2 separate regions of the Homo sapiens genome follow, and region 1 is linked to region 2. Evidence: chromatin loops called from intact Hi-C (ENCODE). Cell type or tissue: Panc1. All regions are shown on one strand. Links, peaks and the distances in the headings refer to the core of each region. The heading gives the core; the rest is flanking DNA.

What was found. A loop is a pair of places that touch in the nucleus more often than their neighbours do. Peaks named below come from ENCODE experiments on the same cell type or tissue, not always from the same donor. Only the 100,000 strongest peaks of a DNase experiment are listed, where the experiment ranks them.
Region 1: a loop joins it to region 2, with 6 times the contacts of the local background. A loop is called at or near these places in 2 of 110 quality-filtered maps.

What each region holds. Positions count from the first base shown.
Region 1 is chr12:31,172,704-31,183,308 of GRCh38, forward strand. It overlaps the pseudogene OVOS2P. Among named protein-coding and RNA genes, the nearest start is that of DDX11, 100 kb to the left of the region's middle. In Panc1, for the core only: CTCF peaks have their summits at 4,948 and 5,148; no DNase peak of the experiment used is centred there; H3K27me3 peaks cover 213 bases.
Region 2 is chr12:31,110,954-31,121,558 of GRCh38, forward strand. It overlaps LOC124902912 (a long non-coding RNA gene), which reads left to right and starts at 6,307. Exons shown (of 5, transcript XR_007063268.1): 1 at 6,307-6,588; 2 at 10,273-10,347. It also overlaps the pseudogene OVOS2P. RefSeq lists enhancers at 6,311-6,841, 6,842-7,371, 10,024-10,553. In Panc1, for the core only: CTCF peaks have their summits at 6,335 and 6,537; a DNase peak (open chromatin) is centred at 6,298; H3K4me3 peaks cover 3,536 bases.

The DNA of each region.
Region 1 (10,605 bases), core at 1,046-9,045, 61 kb after region 2:
TTTTATTTTTCATTTTGCAATTCTATGAAAAATTGGGAGTTTAAACCCAACACTCTCTTAAGTTCTCCTTAGTTTTCCCCCAAATTAAAAAAGAATCATTTTTGGCACCTACCTGATTTTCGAAGCATTTCTCAATTGGAATTGGGTGCTATCAGTGACCATTTCTCCTCCAGGATGCAAGCTATAGACAAGCATATGTACTGAGGGCGCTAATTCAGGGTTAATGTCTATAGAAATGGAAAATATGCCCTTCCTCCCTGTGAAAAGAAAATTTCAAACCGAAAAAGTGCTTTGGTGAGATAGCTGACTGTCATCTTGCAGAAACCCTCCATTGAGTTTCTAGCCATCCTACCCACTGCCAAAGAGACTGCCCCGACCCACCAAATTTAATTTATAAAGCATTTCTAGGAGGAGTTCATAACCTATTCCATAAATTATAAAAGAAAGAAATAGTTGAACATTTCTTATTACGTCAAACTTCAGTCTACTTTTGTTTCTTTTTAAAAATCCCTTCTTGTTTGAATGTAAAAGTACTTACCTGTCTTTCTTGGAAAAGAAAGGGAAGGACAATGACCCTTTCCCATTATAGTAGTGTTTGGAATATAATTAATGCACTATTAATTAAGTAATTATTTTTTCATTTGGCATTGTGCCTATTCACATGTCTTTACATGTTCCCCAAGGGTAGTTTAGGGGGCAGTAAACAGTCCTAAAATGGGAGGATTGTGACTTTTAAAGAAAAATGTAAAATATATCCCAATTAAAGCATTCTATTTGTATTAAATTATATGCTAAAATTAGAGGCCTCACCATTTTCGTTGATCTCAATTTTCTGTTGCCCATGAAGAATGATTACACCTTTTGAAATCACCTAGGAAAATGAAAATATAATCGTAAAGTTTAGAGGATAGAAACTAAATTTCATTTAATTATAAACGAATGTGATTTACCTCCTTTTCTTGTCTGAGCAATACTATTGACATGTTTACTAGTAAACTCAGGTTACCAGTAAACAAGCATATGACTCTAACAGCTATATTCAAGAGAATTTAGGAGTCACAGATAAACTTGCTATAAAGCAATTTAATGTTCCACATTCCAAAACAGTTTTCTAAGACCAATAAACAACTTTTTATTCATATTTGCAAATGCTGAATTACATCTAAATTTATTTAGTTCAGTGAAACAAAGTTACACAAAGGCATTAAGAGTCTCCCAGTGCTTGTCTGGTTTTCTGAAAGGTGTGTTTGATATGCAAGGTATAAGCAAGGCCTGTTCATCCATCTCCACCCAAAATTTAAAGAAAAGAAAATAAAGTAGCAAGCTGGGGGTGCTCCAGAAAAAAGCTTCTCTCACTTCACCTTTATCAGCAACTGTGTGCAAATTTGCATCAGCAGACTTTTGTTATGATCTCTAAAGTGCAAACAAAGGCTGGAGACTTGAAATCTAGTACAAACTCCTTGAATTTTTAAATTACAGTTTTAGAATATTATTTTAAAAGATGCTGAGACTTGCAGAAAATTTAAAGCTTCCGTAAGATCTTGCAGCTTGAAATTGCAGGAGCTGGTACTCCTAGTCCGTTTAATATTTCACTGAATATTAAAATTGCTTTAAATCTCTGAAGTGCCAAGTTTGGGTTATTAGCTCATAAAAAAAGAACTGAGCCTCAACTAGCTGGAAAATATTGTTTTGGGAACTAGAACATTTGCAAAAAGGCATAAAGCTCAAAGTTTAATGAGCCTGAGAGGTCTCAGCACTGTTGGCTGTAGTAGCTCACTGACTTCTCAAAATGGAAAGACAGCTCTCGTAACAGATGAGTAAACTGAAGAGGCACACAGAGGTACTGATATTTGTCAGGTCACACAATTAAGAAAAAAGCTTAAAAGACTGAGTATCAAATTAATTACTGAAAGCCTGAGAATCAAATTAATTCAGCCTCTATCCATTCATTCTAAAATATGATATTGAGGGTTCTCTCTGTGATGTGTACCCTGCTAGGCAGAATTAAAGTCCACCCAGCCTATTATGAAAGAATATGTAGAAGACTGGAATTGTCTAGGAGATTAGAAAGTTTCATTTAAGCCAAGAGATGAATGCTGAGGAGGAATCAGCTCGGAAAATGAGGTGCAGGCAGGTTGGGAACTGTGGTAGCAAATGGGAACGAAGATTGTTATGGGCAGAAGGGAAAACCTGTGGGAGGCTTCGGAGCCAGAAAAGCACATGGCTTGTCCAAGAAAATGAAAGCCCTCTGTGTCTGCAATAAAGAAGGCTGAAGTGTAGAATGATGCAAAATGAAGCGGGCGAGCTTCACAGGTGCAGAGCAGATACAGTGTTGCAGGCAAAAGAAAGGAGTCTGGTATTTGTTTCAATAGAAATAGGCAGTCATTAACTGTATTTCAATTAGGGGAGTGAAATAAATAATCCTAATTGCTTTTTTTAAAAATCACTCTAGATTTCCAGAATAAAGAAAGAAAGAAGAAAAGGAGGGAGGAAGGAAGAAGGGAGAGAGGAAGAAAAAGGCTATTAGCAGACTCATTTAAAATGGAAATGAGGTAAAGTAATTGTAAAGGCCTTATCAGATCAGAGGGGGGCAAACCTACGCTATTTCAAGAGGGAAGCTGATGACAAGTAGATCAATTCACACCACAGACCTGCAAAATGGCTCAGCTCTGGATTAGGAAGTATTGGATATTAAGTCGAGCAGAGGTGTGGCCAGAAAAGAAGGCAAAAGTCAGGGGCATGTGGGAGTGTCTTTATAAAAACTAGTTAAGAGGTTCAGCTTCCCTGTAATCCCGGTACTTTGGGAGGCCGAGGCGGGCAGATCACGAGGTCAGGAGATCGCGACCATCCTGGCTAACACGGTGAAACCCCGTCTCTACTAAAAAAATACAAAAAAATTAGCCGGGCGTGGTGGCGGGCGCCTGTAGTCCCAGCTACTCGGGAGGCCGAGGCAGGAGCATGCCGTGAACCCAGGACGCGGAGCTTTCAGTGAGCGGAGATCGAGCCACTGCACTCCAGCCTGGGCGACTGAGCGAGGCTCTGTCTCAAAAAAAAAAAAAAAAAAAAGAGGTTCAGCTTCTCATTCAAGGATGCTTGGTATTTCTCACACCCCAGTATGGCAATATTATTGTTGACATGTTGAAGGATTTCTGTACCGGTTGGTAAAGAGCCACTTCCCTGAGCTCCCCAGAGTCCCCTCCCTGCTTCCCTAGAACCTCTCCTCCACAACCAGCTCCTCCCACTCCCACCACTTTGCCCCCAGTCTAAATGAGCCATGCTTGGCTTAGCTAAGGGCTTCAGTGGAATTATCACTCATACCTTTTCTGATGGTTTGGTGTCCATACCTTGCTGGTTTGAAATATTTTAATGTTTGTGGAAATGATGAAGGAAAGAAAAAATGCGAGAGATAATATAATGAAAAAGTGATAGAAATTGGTGATGCAGTAAATAGCACGAAAAAAAGAAGTATCAAAAGACTATTCCAGAATTCTAAGTTTGCAAAATGTGAGAAATCATGTGGTACTACTTTCATTCTTCACATAGATAGACTCAAACACCTTTAGTTCTCAGAATAATACACTTCAGACATCTTTGACCTCTTATATTATTTCCTAAAATAAGCTTAAATGTGTTTCTCATATCCTCTAATCATCCAGAAAACTCCTATTCATCCCACAAAATCCTATTTAGGCATATTCTCTTTATGTATTTTTTCCTTAAAAATATGTATATACATATAAATGTAAATATATAGGCATATATCTTTTTCCTAAACTAGTGGTTGTCAAATTTTAATGTGCTTCGGAGGACAAGATTTCTAACTTATTCCTATGTTTTTTTTTTTTTTTTTTTTTTTTTTTTTTGAGACAGAGTCTTGCTCTGTCACCCAGGTTGGAGTGCAGTGGCACCATCACGGCTCACTGCAAGCTCCGCCTGCTGGGTTCACACCATTCTCCTGCCTCAGCCTCCTGAGTAGCTGGGACTACAGGCGCCCGCCACCATGCCAGGCTGATTTCTTTTTGTATTTTTAGTGGAGACGCGGTTTCACCGTGTTAGCCAGGATGGTCTGGATCTCCTGACCTCGTGATCCGCCCATCTCGGCCCCCCAAAGTGCTGGGATTACAGGCGTGAGCCCCTGCGCCTGGCCACTTATTCCCAGAATTTCTAAATTATTCCTAGGTGATGCTGATACTGCTACTCTAGGAAATATACTCTGATAATCACTGTCCTAAACTCCAGCTAGAGTTAATCATTCATTTTTCTGTAACACCTCAGTGGCCATACATGTTTCGTTTGTAACACTTATGTAATTCTAATATATGTTTTGTCCCCAGTTATACTTTTTCTATTTCTTCTATTGTTACAATTGCTAATACAGCACCTGGAATATGAAAAACATTCAATAAGTGTTGGCTGATTGAATTAATTCATGTTTCATTAATTTTATATCATCTTCCTAAATCTCAATGAAGTATCATGCACCCATTTAGACAGTGTAAAATAATCCATAATAGCAATATATTAAAATCAAACTAATACTTAATATCTTTTGTGTGCCAGAAGTTGGGCAAAGGGCTTTATATGTATTATTAAATAATTATCTTGATGATTAGACAATATATTACAAAAAACTAAGATTCTCTAGAGGTTTAAGTGGCTTTCAAAAAGTAACACAAAGCTAGTACATATCAGAACTCTGGTTTGATCCCAGCAATGTCCAAATAGAAATGGGTAACTCTGAAGAAAGGGTCTGAGAATGACAGAGTGCATATGGGTTGTGGTGTCATGGCCTTTTCCCTCCTTTCTTAAAAATAGATACCAGTTATATAAGTTTTATCATTTATGTTAACTTTGAGCTTCCTCGTGGCATATAGGTACAGGGATTTCATTAGGTTCAAAGAAGTTTTAAAGAAAAGAAGCAATTTTGATTGTGGAAGAATATTTTCAGCTCATACCAAATAATTGAAGTCTGCTGTGTAGGTTTTGTCTTCAAAGTCTTCCATATTGAGAATGCAGTGCACTAGCACCCTCTTCTGCTGGTTGCATCTCAGTTCTTCCATCTCTTGGACAATCTTTAGGAAGCTATTCATCTTGGAGTAAAATCGATATGCAAAGTACTCGGGCTGAGGGTATTGAGGCAACACCCAGCCATGAGCCTGGCAATTTTCATTGGCCTTGTAGGCTGCCTAGACAAAAAATCAAAATTACGGGTATTTTAGGATAAAGAGAAAGGATGAGTGAAAGAATATTTGATAAGATGGTTTATCATCATGCTGCTTTATCTCTGCAAGAAAATTTTATAGCCATTCTACATTAAATCTAACCCAATTCCCCATTTTCTAGTTATACTCTAGAGCGACCACTATGGTTTTTACAATTTAGTCTATTCAAGTCCTACTTCAATAATATTACATTCAATATTTTACTGTATTCTTTACTATAATTATTACTTTTGCTAGCAAGTAGATTGCTATATCTCCCTCACTATAATACGAAGAACCCATGAGTGCAAACGTTTACCTTGCTACTGATAACATAATATGAAGTTTTGCTGAAAGATGGGAAAGTTTTTATGAAATACAGCAAGGAGTTTACTCTGACCATAGTAATTTACCATTATCAACACAAAAAGTCTGAGGAGTCCTTTAAAAATATCTAGGAAGGATTGATATTTAATTATTACAGATAGTAGTTTACTTCTCTCTTGAATATATCCAGAGAAATTCTTTACATTATTCCAAGGTAATAGATTACAGGGTTTCTCAAATATTTCCTTCTATAAAAACACAATTCTCTTTCTATTTCCTTAATAAAAGTGAAGCGTTGCTTATTTTCAGCTAATTCTCCTTTATACAATTTAGTATGTATGCTAACCTTCTGTCTTTTCCCGGGACTCTTAAAATAATTTTTAACCTACTTTTCATAGGGCCTATATTCTTAATATTTAACTATTTTTCAGTACTCTAGATTCACACCAAGGTGTATCTTTTCATTTCTGTTCCATAAATATAATTTCGCATAGACCTAAACCTTAGCTAGCCAGTGCAGTTTTTTGTTTGCTTGTTTGTTTTTATTTTACTTGCCTTTCGTTTAACTTACTTTCAAAGTGATATTTGGGTATGTAAACGTATATGTGTCCAAGAAAAACTGAGCGATGCCATTTACATCTGTGGTGTAGTTTCCCACGATTTTGTCCTTCAGATGCAACTGAACAACTTCATTTGGGATTGGAGAGTTGTCTGGATTAAGCAATTTAATCTGTACAAGAGGAAGAAAATACATTTCGGAAGCATGTAGTAAATTTGGGCATCCATTTTGATGGCATTTGCCAAGCTTCTATCATGGGGACCCCTGCTCTCCTTGGTGCGTATGCACTTCCTGTGTGGTTTCATCTATTCCTGTTGAGTGTATGACATGTACCATTAATATACTAATGAGCCTAAACTCTGTTTCTCCTGCCCACGAAGATCTCTGAAAACTCAGGCCCATAGAATTAACCATCCTGAGTATTTTTTATAATAAAAATGCTACAGAAACTCTCAAATTGGAATGATTTATTACTGTGCCCAACCTTCCTTTTTTTCTATTTCTCTTATTTATCTCAAAGAATACCTCAACCATTCACTTAGTCACTGAAGTCAAATATCTAGAGACATCTTAGACTTTTTATTTTTCTTCTCCCATAATTTTCAATTGTTGATCAAATATTTTCAATTGTATCTTTTTAACATTTTCTGTTTCCAACTGATCACGTTTGTTCCTGTTGCTATTCCTTGTATCAATATCTTATCTTTTTTCCCTCATACGTCTTCTATTTTTTTCTATCCAGTCTCTCTCTCCTGTATTGCTTTTGCTTGTTCTTTCTCTATACTGGCATCAAACCAAATTTTCTAAAATGCAAAATTTAGCATTATCCTCCCTAAAACATTGTAGTGACTGCTCTGATAGGCCATGGTTATTCGCTAGAAATCTCTTTCTCATTCTCTTACTAGTACAGGCAATGATTGCTTTAAAAAGTCCCTTCTGAAATTGTATGATTTGTAGTAGATACAATGCCTGCATCAGTATCTATGCCAGTTTGAAGCCTTTAAAGGCACCTTCTTAACAACATCTAAGGCCACAACAACCAGAAGAACTGTCTGAGCCATCCTTTTTTTAGCTCAGTCAGTTTCTGCAAAACAACTTCTGCTTTGAGCCTTTCATCTTATTTCTGCCACTTATCATTTTCCTGCTGGTCCAAGCAAACACAATCCTTTTTTCTTGCTCAGCATCTGTAGACTGATGCCTCATTTGCACCATCTACACAGATTTTGAACTTAGTTTCATCTCAAGGCTTGATCTTCTAAGAAAAATTCAACTTGTCTCAGCAATCCACAGGCCACAGACACGTGACACCATGCCTTTATGATCACACAGAGGTTTGCCCTAATTTTAGTACACCTAGACTAGAAAGATCCTTTGAGTCCCTTCCAGTCACAGAAAGATGAACAAGCCATGTGATTTCTGGGCACTTTCCTTTCTTTCTTTTTTTTTTTTTTTGTTTTATTTTTATTTTTTTTATTGATCATTCTTGGGTGTTTCTCGCAGAGGGGGATTTGGCAGGGTCACAGGACAATAGTGGAGGGAAGGTCAGCAGATAAACAAGTGAACAAAGGTCTCTGGTTTTCCTAGGCAGAGGACCCTGCGGCCTTCCTTAGTGTTTGTGTCCCTGGGTACTTGAGATTAGGGAGTGGTGATGACTCTTAAGGAGCACGCTGCCTTCAAGCATCTGTTTAACAAAGCACATCTTGCACCGCCCTTAATCCATTCAACCCTGAGTGGATACAGCACATGTTTCAGAGAGCACAGGGTTGGGGGTAAGGTCACCGATCAACAGGATCCCAAGGCAGAAGAATTTTTCTTAGTACAGAACAAAATGAAAAGTCTCCCATGTCTACCTCTTTCTACACAGACATGGCAACCATCCGATTTCTCAATCTTTTCCCCACCTTTCCCCCCTTTCTATTCTACAAAACCGCCATTGTCATCCTGGCCCGTTCTCAATGAGCTGTTGGGTACACCTCCCAGACGGGGTGGTGGCCGGGCAGAGGGGCTCCTCACTTCCCAGTAGGGGCGGCCGGGCAGAGGCGCCCCTCACCTCCCGGACGGGGCTCTGATGTTAGGGCTTAAATTGATTTATATTTCAAAGAATTCCCTAATAGATTCTATAGTAGCACTGAAGAGTATTCTATTGTAAAACTCAGAGGAAAGCAAATGTAATTTTCTTTGAACATGAAAAAGAAAGCAACTTTGAGAGTAGTCATTTAGCAGTAGATGTGCATTATTATGAGAAAACAGTTCTATAAATTCAGGGTTAATTCTATTAATTGGAATGTCGGTCTCTAATGTCTAGCTTATTATAGGGTAGAAAAGAGCTTTCTACTCAGCTAATCATTAATCATTGATCCAAAACTTAAATACATCTATCATTTCCTGGGGCTATTGTGAGTACTGTATATGTATTTAGCAAATATTTAAGACCTAGTAAGTGCTCAATAAATTGTAGCTGTTACTACAAAAGAAAAAATTACTTTTTAAAAAAATATACAACCATAATCACACATACTAGAGAAGAAAACTTAAAACTCTAAGTAATTCTTAGGTAAAAATAAAAATAAAAATAATGAAATCATCAAAAATGATTTTAATTGAACTTAAAAATTGTTAAGATGGTAAATTTGATATGTGCATTTTTTCATAATTTAAAAAATAAAAATAGTATAGAAAAACACCTGTGAGGAGGAAAGAAGTATTCAGGAAAAATTGTATAAATCTGAAAACATGGAAGTTTAACATAAGTATTTATAACAAGATGCTAGAAAAAAAAAACCAAAAGAGGTAGAAGAAAAAATATAATAAAAATAAATGATGTAATGAAAATCATTTAAAATAACATTAAAAATAAAGATAATTAACAAATCCAAAAACTAATGGGAAAAAAACACAAACACAACTAGTAATAAAAAAGGGGAAATAAATTATGATAGATTTATTTTTTCAAATCATAAGTGAACATATTTTATGCCCTCTATTTTAAAACCTAAATTTAATAAGAAATATCTAGATACAGAAACTAACATATTATAGAAAATTCTTAGTGAACTAAAAAAGGAAAATTTTTTGACTCGATAAAGTATGTCTCACAAAATGCTACAGTTACTTAGTAGGTTTACGCATTACATTTTTAAAAGCATTCCCCAAAATATGCAAAATACAACCAGGAAGTCCACTATCATCTCTAATATTCAAATTGGAGATCTTTGCCAATCGAATAAAACAAACTAATAACAAAAACCTCAGAAGATTAAGTTCAGAAAGGAAGCTAAAATATAACATTTTCACACAAAATGCTCTTTACACAGAAAACACTTTTAAATTGCACAGAAAAGATACAAGAGACAAATGGGAACCCAAGAAATCATCTTGGGTAACAACAACGTAAGAGGGAGGAAATGGAGAATTCTCAAGTCTAGATAAAATTATTTTATATTCAGAAAAAATTTTATATTCTTTGAAGATATCTCTCAGTTTTATATATTTAGTAACAGAACATGGAAATATATAAAGCAAAAATGTACAAAGTGAAGAGAAAGGTTAGAAAAAATTATGTTAACATTATCCACCACTATTCAGTAAGTGAAGTGAACATATATCAAATTTATCTATCTGCCAAAGCTGTATTTCAATCTAAATTTGTTCATTAAATGACTTTTACTGAAATTTGTTTCAGTAAGTCCTTTAGGTGATGCTGATGCCAGTTTGAGAAACTGCTTTGTAAGATGTAAGCCAGGCTACCCACTTTTGTATTTCTTTTTTAGTGTTCTTGTGTCAACCTAAATATTACTTCCTCAGGGAAACTTTCCATGATCATTTAGTCCAGATTTTAGCAAACTTCTTTTGTAAAACACCATGGTCTCTCTCTCATATATTTTTTTATTTTTTAAATAATCTTTTAAAAATGTTAAAACCACTCATAGTTCACTGGCTGTATCAAGGCAGGCCTCTGTCTGATTTGCCTATGGGCTGTGGTTTGTCAGCTCCTGATGTAGAGTAGTTAAATGGTCAGTATTTCACTGACATAGCACCTATCACAACTACAATAATTCTTTGTAAAATTATCTGTTTAATGTTTATTATCTCTATTACACTATAAACTCCATAAAAGCAGTGATAAAAGTGCCTCTCTACATCACCATTTTATTCCTAATACTGATATAGACTATATAATTTATTGTCCAAACTTGGACACTTTTAGAGTGAAGTGGTTGTAACTATTAACAGTTACAACTTGATAAAACATATACACCAGGACAGATCTATGAAAATCAACAGTGTAGGTCACCCTACAGTGCTTAGCACAGAGATTCCTACATAGTAATTTCTTAGGGAATAGCTGTTGGAAGATTAGTAGATAAATGAAAGAACAAATGAATGAATGAATAAGGTATGTAAAAAATGATTGCTTTCTAACCTGGCCAAAATAAGGGAGTCCCTGTTTGTAGGACATATCCATATTCTCAAAACTAATCTTCACCACTGATGAGTCTATGTATACGTACTTGGAGC
Region 2 (10,605 bases), core at 1,513-9,512:
GCTAGCCTGTGATGGCTCCCACTCAGGTGGGATGTGAGAAGTGCCTGTGGCCTGGGACACACCAACTTGCTCCCAATACCTCATCTGAGATGGATTGCACAGTGTATGTCCAGGGCCCATCCCGGCACACTGTGCCTTTGCAATGCTGTCTCTGCGCTTTGGAAATTGACTCAGCCCACTGCGTGGGGTGGTCTGAGGCGGGCCACAACCATTTCTTAACCATCCCTGAGTACCTGACCAGTATCCCCCGGGGGTGACAACTGGCTACATCTGGAGCATGAGGAGCGTGTTTACCTGGTGAGTAAGGATGCAAGCATAGGACGTCCTGGCCGATCCTCTGCACAAGCAATGCCTTTGCTCCAACGGGATGGGCAACGTTGGATTAGGCCTGAGGCAGATTTGATCTTGGAAGATACATTCAAGTCTACGTGTTTTGTGCGTTTATTTTCGTTTCCTTGAATTAACATGGAGTCCATTTCAACTTTCACTTAGTCTCCTTCTTTCTCTTCCCCCACTTCTCTCTCTCTCTTTCTTTGTATATGGAAGAATTTAACTCTGTGTTCCATAATGTCTAAATACTCAAATTTAGAGTTGACAGCCATACAGCAAATTATTCAAGTTGCTGTCAAAAAAAAATCCCTGCGTTTTCTAGGATTAAAACTGTGAATAGAGTACTGGAAGAAAAAAAAGTCATAGACTCAGATGCAAAATGACAACATTTAATGGGATGATAAGGAAATAAGACTTGTCAAGAAACCATAGCCCACTGCAGACTGTTCACGATGTCAGATGGTTCATGATTTTTTTCCAGGTTTGATACAGAAGAATCAGTTTGTTAAAAGAAATGCTTCTCCACCTGGGATTTAAAACATCATTTAAACAATAAACACATTTGTATGTATATATAAATAGATATTTAGAAATAAAAACATGCATATATAGGCACATAGACATGTATATACATATACACACATATGTACAAATATATATGCCTAAATTTTTACTGACCTGTCAACTTACAAAACAAAAATGAGAGATTTATAAAAGGTACATATATAGCTGTGAATTCTTTAAAGCTATTTTTAAAGAAATTAATATAATCTTAATGATTATCAGATTACTCATGCAGTACACAGCTACACAAGTCTAATGAAGTACCAGAGACTTTTCTTTCTTCAACTATTGTCCTATCTTATTCAGGTTTTCATTTTCTTACTAGATGTGTTTTCAATGGTTTATGACGTAATAAAATTTCTTTACTTCTTCCAGTAATTGCTTTGTCTCACTCGGAAACTGAACTACTGTTGATGTGGTAAAAAGCTAGGGCATATTCTTCTGAAAAAATAAAGGGAACATGTATTTTTATTAAATAGATGATATAAGCACATTAGATCTAATCCTTCCAATAATTTTGAAATAGAGACAATTACTTTCCCATTTTATACATTATGCAGAAATATGCTAATAATATTTAAGACACTTGATGAAATATATTCTATTAGTAAATGATAGAGACAGAATTCAAACACTCCACAAACTTCACACAGCATTCAACAAGAAATAAATAGTACCAACCTTCCAGGGAACAGTTGTATGGTCTCTACAACATTTTAGTATATGTTTTAGAAATTAATCTATCAAATTTTTAAGTTAACATTTCAGAATATTCCCCACTCCTCTTTTTAAGTCAAAGTCCACAGAAGTAGCTTGGAACAGTCAGTCTTAGCATGAACAACAATGACAATAACAAAAAGACCTGGAAGCTTAGTGTGGCTTGTATTTCAAGTTCAAGTGGAGCCCTGTCAGGTTATATTGCAAGGATTCTGGTGTTGAAAAACTCTGGTAACTGGAAAATGGGTTCAGTCAGAAGACACATCATGGGATAAAGAAACCAGAACACAAAGTAATGCCATTTATTGTTTACTCTGTGAAGACAGAGGTTGATTTTGGAAAGTTTAGTAGCTCAGGGAATGTTAGATATAAACACCACATTCAATAACCTTAGGGCATGGCTGTTGCTTGCCTACCTTTTTCGTACTAATCGTAGACCATGCCTGGGGCTGGCTGAATGTTGAACACAAGGTTGCTCTGCTCAGCAGAAAAAGTGAAACTGTCTGCTCGACCAAAAACCTATCATGACACAAATTATAATTACATTGTAGCAGGTCTGAGAAAAGATAATCACTGAGAAAATTATCCGCAGAAGTTTATGATCTACATAATTAAATAGATCTAGGGTATGATTAACTTACATATTGGCAAAATAATGAGTTGTTAACCTTAAATCATATAAAATTTCAAGTTCCTTTGCTTACATTGAGGTGAGAGGAATTTAGCTGGAAGTCTCAGAGGAATGTAGGCATTTATGTGAGTGGTAACAATACACATAGAAAGGATGTCTCTAAAGCGCATGCCATAGTTTGGCATTTCCTCAGTAAAATAAAAATAGAACTACCCTATGATCCAGCAATCCCATTTCTGGGTATGCATCCAAAGAAAATGAGATGAATATTTTGAAGAGACAGCTGCAGTCCCATGCTAATTCTTTCATTAATCACAATAGCCAACATAAGGAATCAACCTAAGCGTTCGAAACAGATGAATGGATAATGAAACTGAGGCATATACACATACAAATTATTCGGCCTTAAAAGAAGAAAGAATTTCTGCCATTTGTAACAACACTGAAGAACTTGGAGGACATTATGTGGAATGAAACAAACCAGATACACACAAAAAACACTGCAGGATCTCACCTGTAAGTTAAATCTAAAGTTGAGTTCATAGATGCAGACAGTAGAATGGCAGTTATCAGGGATGGGAAAATGGGGAGATGCTGGTCAAAGGATAGAAAGCTTCAGCTGTGCAGGATGAATACATTCTACAAATCTCAGGTACAGCGGTGGCCTACAGTTAACAATGCTGTACTGTATATGTAATATTCCCTAAGGGAGTAGATCTTAAGTGCTTTGTCACAAAAAAAGAAGAGGTAACTGTGTGAAGAGAGGGATGTGTTAGCCAGCTAATTCACATATAGTCACGCTAGATGATAACAATCAGCTCACTATATATATCAAAACATCACACCACATACCTTCAATACACAATTGTAATTTCAAAAAATTATGGCAAACTTTGTAAGACTTTAGTCAAATTATAAAATAATTACATATCTACTCTGTGACCAGACTGTGTTTGATAGGGAGATGATGTTTCTAAAATGGAAAGCTATCTAGTCACATAGCCAGGGCATATATGAAATAGCCTTGGAACTAGCAAGGAGAAGATGATCAGTGGGATAAAACACTGGTAATCCTTAACGTCCCTTATTTTTTCCTTTTACAAATCCTATCATACATATCTATAAGAAATTGAAGCATCCAATTATCCTTGGAAGGAAAAAAGAAAAACTTTAAAGAAAAAAAAATATGGCTAAACTTACATTTTCCAAGTAGAAAAGAACATGGTCATTCTTGACTTCAGTCTTCATCACTTGGCCCTTGTTTTCAAGCTTTGAAGAAATTGTTAGGGAAGGATAGAGAATAGATATTAGAACAAATGACAGCGCCACTGCAGAACTGAATGTCCACTCTTTTCTACGTCACGTTCTGTTTTATGGAACATTCCTTGGTGCCATGATGTTTTCATAAACACAGGTAGCAACTAAAGAAAAACATATGATGAACCATGGGAAATACTGACTGCTAATTGGTACAAATGAAGTACACCAGCTCTCCAGTGTTAGCGCAAAAATACAAAGGTGAATGTTGAAGAAGAATTCTATAGTTTTGTTTTGCTAAACTACGGCTAAACAAGTATTTATTTTATCTTTATACTCTATGTAGCTGTCTTTGTGATGAAAGATTAGGCTTCTATTATTTACCTCTTCAATGGATGACATGGTTGGAGTAAATCCTGATAGCATTTTTACATCTATAACCACCATACTGGATTTATTGCGAATTCCAGTGTATCTGAAAATTTTAAGAAAACACTCGTTTAGATATCAATTTTAAAAAGTGACTTATCTCATAATGAGAGTGCCAGGTGGATAAATACTAATTGGCTAGAAATCTGGAGGACAGGTAAAAGCTGAAGAGAAAATATCGGAAGAAAGTCATTTTCAAGCATCTGTGAATAGGCACAACCAGAATGATAATGAAAGAGATGATACATAGCAACAGAAATTGGAGCAAATAATGAATTATCTGGACATGAAATCTTCCCCAAACCCTGCTTTTAAGCTTACCTGCAGTCTCAAAGTTTGAACTGATAAACAGAGCTTCTAAATCTTTTACATATACTTAGGTTAGTGTTAGAGTTGCGTAACACTTAGAGGACATCTTTGCTTAAAAGGTGGTATATGAGCATAATTATAGAGTAGATGTGTCCCCAGGAGAACTTCTAGCTCAGTTTCCTGCTTCTGGATAAGACTATTGGGGTATGAAGTTAAGAGTTCCATAGTTCATCAGGGCGTGGTTGCTCACACCTGTAATCCCAGCACTTCTGGAGGCCAAGGTGGGTGGATCACTTGAGGGTCAGAGTTCAAGACCAGCCTGGCCAATATGGCAAAACTCTGACTCTACTAAAAATAGAAAAATTAGCCAGATGTGGTGGTGCACGCCTCTAATCCCAGCTACTCAGGAGGCTGAGCCGTAAGAATCCTTTGAACCCAGGAGCTGGAAGTTGCAGTGAGCTGAGATTGTGCCACTGTGCCACTGTACTGCAGCCTGGGTGACAAAGTAAGACTCTGTCTCAAAAAAAAAAAAAAAAAAAAAAAACCAAAAAAGAAAAAGAGTTCCCCAATTCATTGAGTTCTTAGCCCTGGAGCTCAAGCGATTTTTATTTAGAAATTCTAAAAAATATCTCCCAAACTAATTTTACTCAATGTTTTCCACATATTAACTAAGGCTAAAAGCCTTTAGCATCTATAAATCATGCTTGAATTCAAGAGGATCATTTCGTTTTTCTATTCTGAAAAGTAAAAATCTAAAATGTTACTCTTTACAGTTACAAAATAAACATTTGTGGGCTTGCTACTATATGACCATGCATGCTTGTCTTGAGAAAGAAATATAGAATCTCTGTTTTTCAAAACTAGGAGTACTTCCATACAACAGAATAAAAAGTATCATTGAAACATCAGTGCAGTGAAAGCTTTCAAATCCTGCTCACATAGACTGCATGTTTTCTTGCCTCATTTTAGCTCTGATTTAGCTGAAGATGTACTAAATTGTGGTGTCCGGACAGACGGCTAAAAAGTGACTGTGCTGTAGAATTGTCACCACCAACATGAGAACTCATTACCATGATTTATATTTTGTTATTTCACTACTGTTTGAACTTTTAAAATATTTTACCATCTTGTTCACGTGGGAGTTACTGTCAAAATATGACACTTACTTGAGGTTCACTGTGAGGTCAAAAACAGTCAAAGAGTAGTTCTTTACTATTTCCAAGGAAAGAGAAAATCCAGATGCCTTCTTAGGTAGGAGAACATTGTACTTAAGGGTGGCCTAGAAAGGATAGCAAATTATAAGAAAACCCATCCTGTATTAAGAATTATACAGTCTGACTATAGTCAGTAGTAATGTGATTTTACATTTTAAAATAACTAAGAGTATACTTCGATCATTTGTAACACAATGGATAAATGCTTGAGGTGATGCATACCCCACTTGCCCTGATGTGATTCTTACACATTGCATGCCTGTATCATGCACCCGGTAAATATTTACACCTACTATGTACCCACAAAAATTAAAAATAAAACATTTTTAAAAAGAAAGAACCTATTGTTTATTTCTATTACTAATGCAGTTTACATCTTTATCATCAGGGAATCAGGTTAAATTCTTTAGTTTTCAGAATAACGTAATTTAATGAAGATAGAATACTTTCTAATAGCAATATTCCTCAAACTTCTCTTAGACAGCTGAGTAGCTTTTCATAAAGTAACTTGCAATTTTGGCTATTGATCATGTAAATACACAAAACGGTCAAATAACACTTCACGTAGAACTGAACAGACAGTCTGACTCTTTTACTGGCAAACACTCATCACCCTCTTAGGCAGATTTCTGTAACCTGGATAAATGTACAACCGCGTCCTTCCACATCTACTGTGTATTGTCCAGGTGCCTGTGTTACTTCTGAACGTTGGACCAGTAGGCGGTTATGACCGTTAAACTGGATCTCACTGGATCCTTCACTGCTAAAGGTGACAGTGTTTTGATTCTTAGAGAAGAGCCCCTCTTCCCCGCCTGGCTCTTAGGATCCCCATTGCAGGGCGGGGAGGCACCCACCGCGAGGGGGAGACTGAGAGCCAGTCCCTCCCACCCCCGGCTCTTAGGACTCGCATCGCAAGCGGGGGAGGCACGCCACGCGAGGCGGGGACTGAGAGCCAGCCCCCCTTCCCCCCGGGCTTAGGACCCCCATCGCGGTTCCTAAGATCCTTAGGACCCACCTGGAGGACTGTGGGTATGGGGTGTCCAAGAAGAAAGCTCAGATCTGCCCACGGCAGGTACCTTACTTGGGATTTACAATCGACAGGGGTCCGAACGCAGCCCGGGAAAAGAAAGAAAGCAGGTCATTTACAATCTACCGGAGCCAGCCCGTCTTCCCCTCGCTTGCTCTTAGGTCCCCCATCGCAGTGGGGGGAGGCACCCCTCGTGAGGCGGGAACTGAGAGCCAGCCCCACCTCCCCCCTGGCTCCTGGGACCCCCATCGCAGTGGAGGGAGGCACTCCCCGCGAGGCGAGGACTGAGAACCAGCCCCTCTTCCCTCCCTGGTTCTTAGGACCCCCATCGCAGGGACGGAGGCACCCGCAGCGAGGCGGGGACTGAGAGCCTGCCCCTCTTACCCCCCTGGCTCTTAGGACCCCCATCGCAGGAGTCGGAGGCACCCCCCGCGAGGCGGGGACTGAGAGAGAGCTCCTCTTCCCCCCCAGGATCTTAGGACCCCCATCGCGGGGGGGGAGGCACTCCCGCCAGGCGAGGACTGAGAGCCAGCCCCTTTTCATCCCCTGGCTCTTAGGACCCCCATCGCAGGGGGGGAGGCACACACCGCAAGGCGGGAACTGAGAGCCAGCCCCACTTCCCCCCTGGCTCTTGTGACCCCCATCGCTGTGCGGGGAGGCAACCCCCGCGAAGCGGGGACTGAGAGCCTGCCTCTCTTCCCCCCCAGGCTCTTCGGACCCCCATCGCAGGCGGGGGAGGCACCCCCTGCGAGGCGGGGACTGAGAGCCAGCCGCTCACTCCCCCTGACTCTTAGGACCCCCATTGCAGGGGGGGGACGCACACCCGGAGAGGCGGGGACTGAGAGCCAGCCCCTCTTCCCCCCCAGGCTCTTGAGACCCCCATCGCAGGGGGGGGGCAACCCCCACGAGGCGGGGACTGAGAGCCAGCCCCTCTACCCCCCCATGGCTCTTAGGACCCCCAATGCAGGCGCGTGGCACCCCCCGCGAGGCGGGGACTGAGAGCCAGAACCTCTTCCCCCCCTGTGTCTTAGAACTTCCATCGCAGCGGGGGAGGCACTCCTCACGAGGCGGTGACTGAGAGCCAGACCCTCCCACCCCCGGCTCTTAGGACCCACATCGTAGTGGCGGGAGGCACCACCCGAGAGACGGGGACTGAGAGCCAGCCCCTCTTCCCCCCCTGGCCCTTGGGACCCCGATCGCAAGGGGGGGAGGCACCCCCCGAGAGGCGGGGATCGAGAGCCTGCCCCTATTCCCCCCCCTTGGCTCTTAGGACACCCATCTCATGGGTGGGAGGCACTTCCAGCGAGGCGGGCACTGAGAGCCCGCCCCTCTTCCCCCCCTGGCTCTTAGGATCCCCATCGCAAGGGGGGAAGACACCGCCCACGAGTCGGGGACTGAGAGCCAGCCCCTCTTCCCCCGCTGGCTTAGGACCCCCACCGCGGATTCTAAGATCCTTAGCACCCACCTGGAGGACTGGGGGTTTTAGGTGTCCAAGAAGAAAGCTCAGACCTGCCGACCGCAGGTACCTTACCTGGGATTTACTATCCGACAGGGGTCCGAACGCAGCTCGGGATCAGAAAAAAAGCAGGTCATTTGCAATCTACCAGAGCCAGCCCCTCTTCCCCCCCTTGCTCTTAGGACCTCCATCGCAGCGGGGCAGGCACACACCGCGAGGCGGGAACTGAGAGCCAGCCCCTCCCACCTCTGGCTCTTAGGACTCACATTGCAAGTGGGGGAGGCATCCTCCGCGAGGCGCGGACTGAGAGCCAGCCCCTCTTCCCCCCCTGGCTCTAGGGACCCCCATCGCAGGGGGTGGAGGCACCCCACGCGATTCGGGGACTGAGAGCCAGCCCCTCTCCTTCCCCCTGCTCTTCGGACCCCCATCGCAGGGCGGGGAGGCACCCACCGCGAGGCGGGGACTGAGAGCCAGCCCCTCTACCCCCCGTGGCTCTTAGGAGCCCCATCGCAGGGTGGGAGGCCACCCGGCGAGGCGAGGATTGAGAGCCAGCCCGTCTTCCCCCCTTGGCTCTTAGGAGCCCCATCGCGGGTGGGGAAGGCACCCCCCGCGAGGCAGGGACTGAGAGCCAGCCTCTCTTCCTCCCGTGGCTCTTAGGACCCCCATCGCAGTGGGGGGAGGCACCCCCCGCGAGGCGGGGACTGAGAGCAAGCCCATTTCCCCCCCCCCCGGCTCTTAGGACACCCAACGCAGAGGGGGGAGGCACCCCCTGCGAGGCAGGAACTGAGAGCCAGACCCACTTCTCCCCGGCTCTTGGGATCCCCATCGCGGGGAGGGGAGGCACCCCACACGAGGCGGGGACTGAGAGCCAGCCCCTCTTCCCCCCCTGGCTATTAGGACCCCCATCGCAGGGGGGAGAGGCACCCCCCGAGAGGCAGGGACGGAGAGCCTGCACCTCTTCCCCCACGGGCTCTTAGGACCCCCATCGCAGGCGCTTCGCACCCCACGCGAGGCGGGTACTGAGAGCCAGCTCCTCTTTCCCCCGTCTCTTAGGACTGCCATCGCAGAGGGGGAGGTAACCCCCGCCAGGCAGGGACTGACAGCCAGCCCCTCTTCACCTCTGGCTCTTAGGCCCCCATCGCAGAGTGGGGAGGCACCACATGCGAGGCGGGGACTGCGAGCCAGCCCCACTTCCCCCCTGGCTCTTGGGACCACCATCGCAGTGGGGGGAGGTACACCCCGCGAGGCGGGGACGGAGAGTCAGCCCCTCTTCCCCCACTGGCTCTTGGGAACCCCATCGCAAGGGGGAGAGGCACCCTCCGCGACGCGGGGACTGAGAGACAGCCCCTCTTCCCCCCCTGGCTCTAGGGACCCCCATCGCAGGGGGTGGAGGCACCCCACGCGATGCGGGGACTGAGAGCCAGCCCCTCTCCGCCCCCCCCGACCCCGCCCGGGTCTTCGGACCCCCATCGCAGTGGGGGGAGGCACCCCATGCGAGGCGGGGTCTGACAGCCAAACCCTCTTCCCCCTCTGGCTCTTATGACCCCCATAGCAAGGGGGGAGGCACCCCCCGCGAGGCGGGGACTAGAGCCAGCCCCTCTTCCCACCCTGGCTTAGGACCCCCATCGCGGATCCTAAGATCCTTAGGACCCAACTGGAGGACTGTGGGTATTAGGTGCCCAAGAAGAAAGCTCAGATCTGCCGACGTTACTTGGGATTTACTATCCGACAGGTGTCCGAACACAGCTCGAGATCAGAAAGAAAGCAGGTCATTTGCAATCTACCGGAGCCAGCCCCTCTTCCCCCGCTTGCTCTTAGGACCCCCATCGCAGCAGGGCAGACACACACCCCAAGGCGGGAACTGAGAGCCAGCCCCACTTCCCCCCTGGCTCTTGGGACCCCCATCGCTGTGTGGGGAGGCTCCCCCCGCGAAGCGGGGACTGAGAGCCTGCCCCTCTTCCCCCCCCAGGCTCTTCGGACCCCCATCGCAGTGGGTTGGAGGCACCCCCTGAGAGGCGGGGACTGAGAGCCAGCGGCTCTTTCCCCCTGGCTCTTAGGACCCCCATTGCAGGGGGGGGGACGCACCCCCCGCGAGGCGGGGAGTGAGAGCCAGCCCCTCTTCCCCCCCAGGCTCTTCGGACCCCCATCGCAGGGGGGGAGGCACCCCCCGCGAGGCGGGGACTGAGAGCCAGCCCCTCTTCCCCCCCTGGCTAAGACCCCCATCGCGAATCCTAAGATCCTTAGGACCCACCTGGAGGACCCTGGGTATTAGGTGTCCAAGAAGAAAGCTCAGATCTGCCGACCGCAGGTACCTTACTTGGGATTTACTATACCACAGGGGTCCGAACGCAGCCCGGGATCAGGAAGAAAGCAGGTCGTTTGCAATCTACCGGAGCCTAAGGGCAGAAGGCAGGTGAGAGAATTCTTAGGAGCTGTGGGGTTTTGTAGACTGTGGATCCCAAACTTTGCAGTATTAGCCAAGCCTTTGTATGAGGTCACAAAGGGGGCGGGGACCGGGAAGCTTTGGAATGGGGATCCCAACAACAGGAAGGCTTTCAGGAGTTAAAGGAAAAACTTCTGGCAGCCCCAGCCCTGGGGCTACCGGATCTGACAAAGCCTTTTCCATTGTATGCGTCAGAGAGGGAAAAGATGGCAGCTGGACTTTTATCCC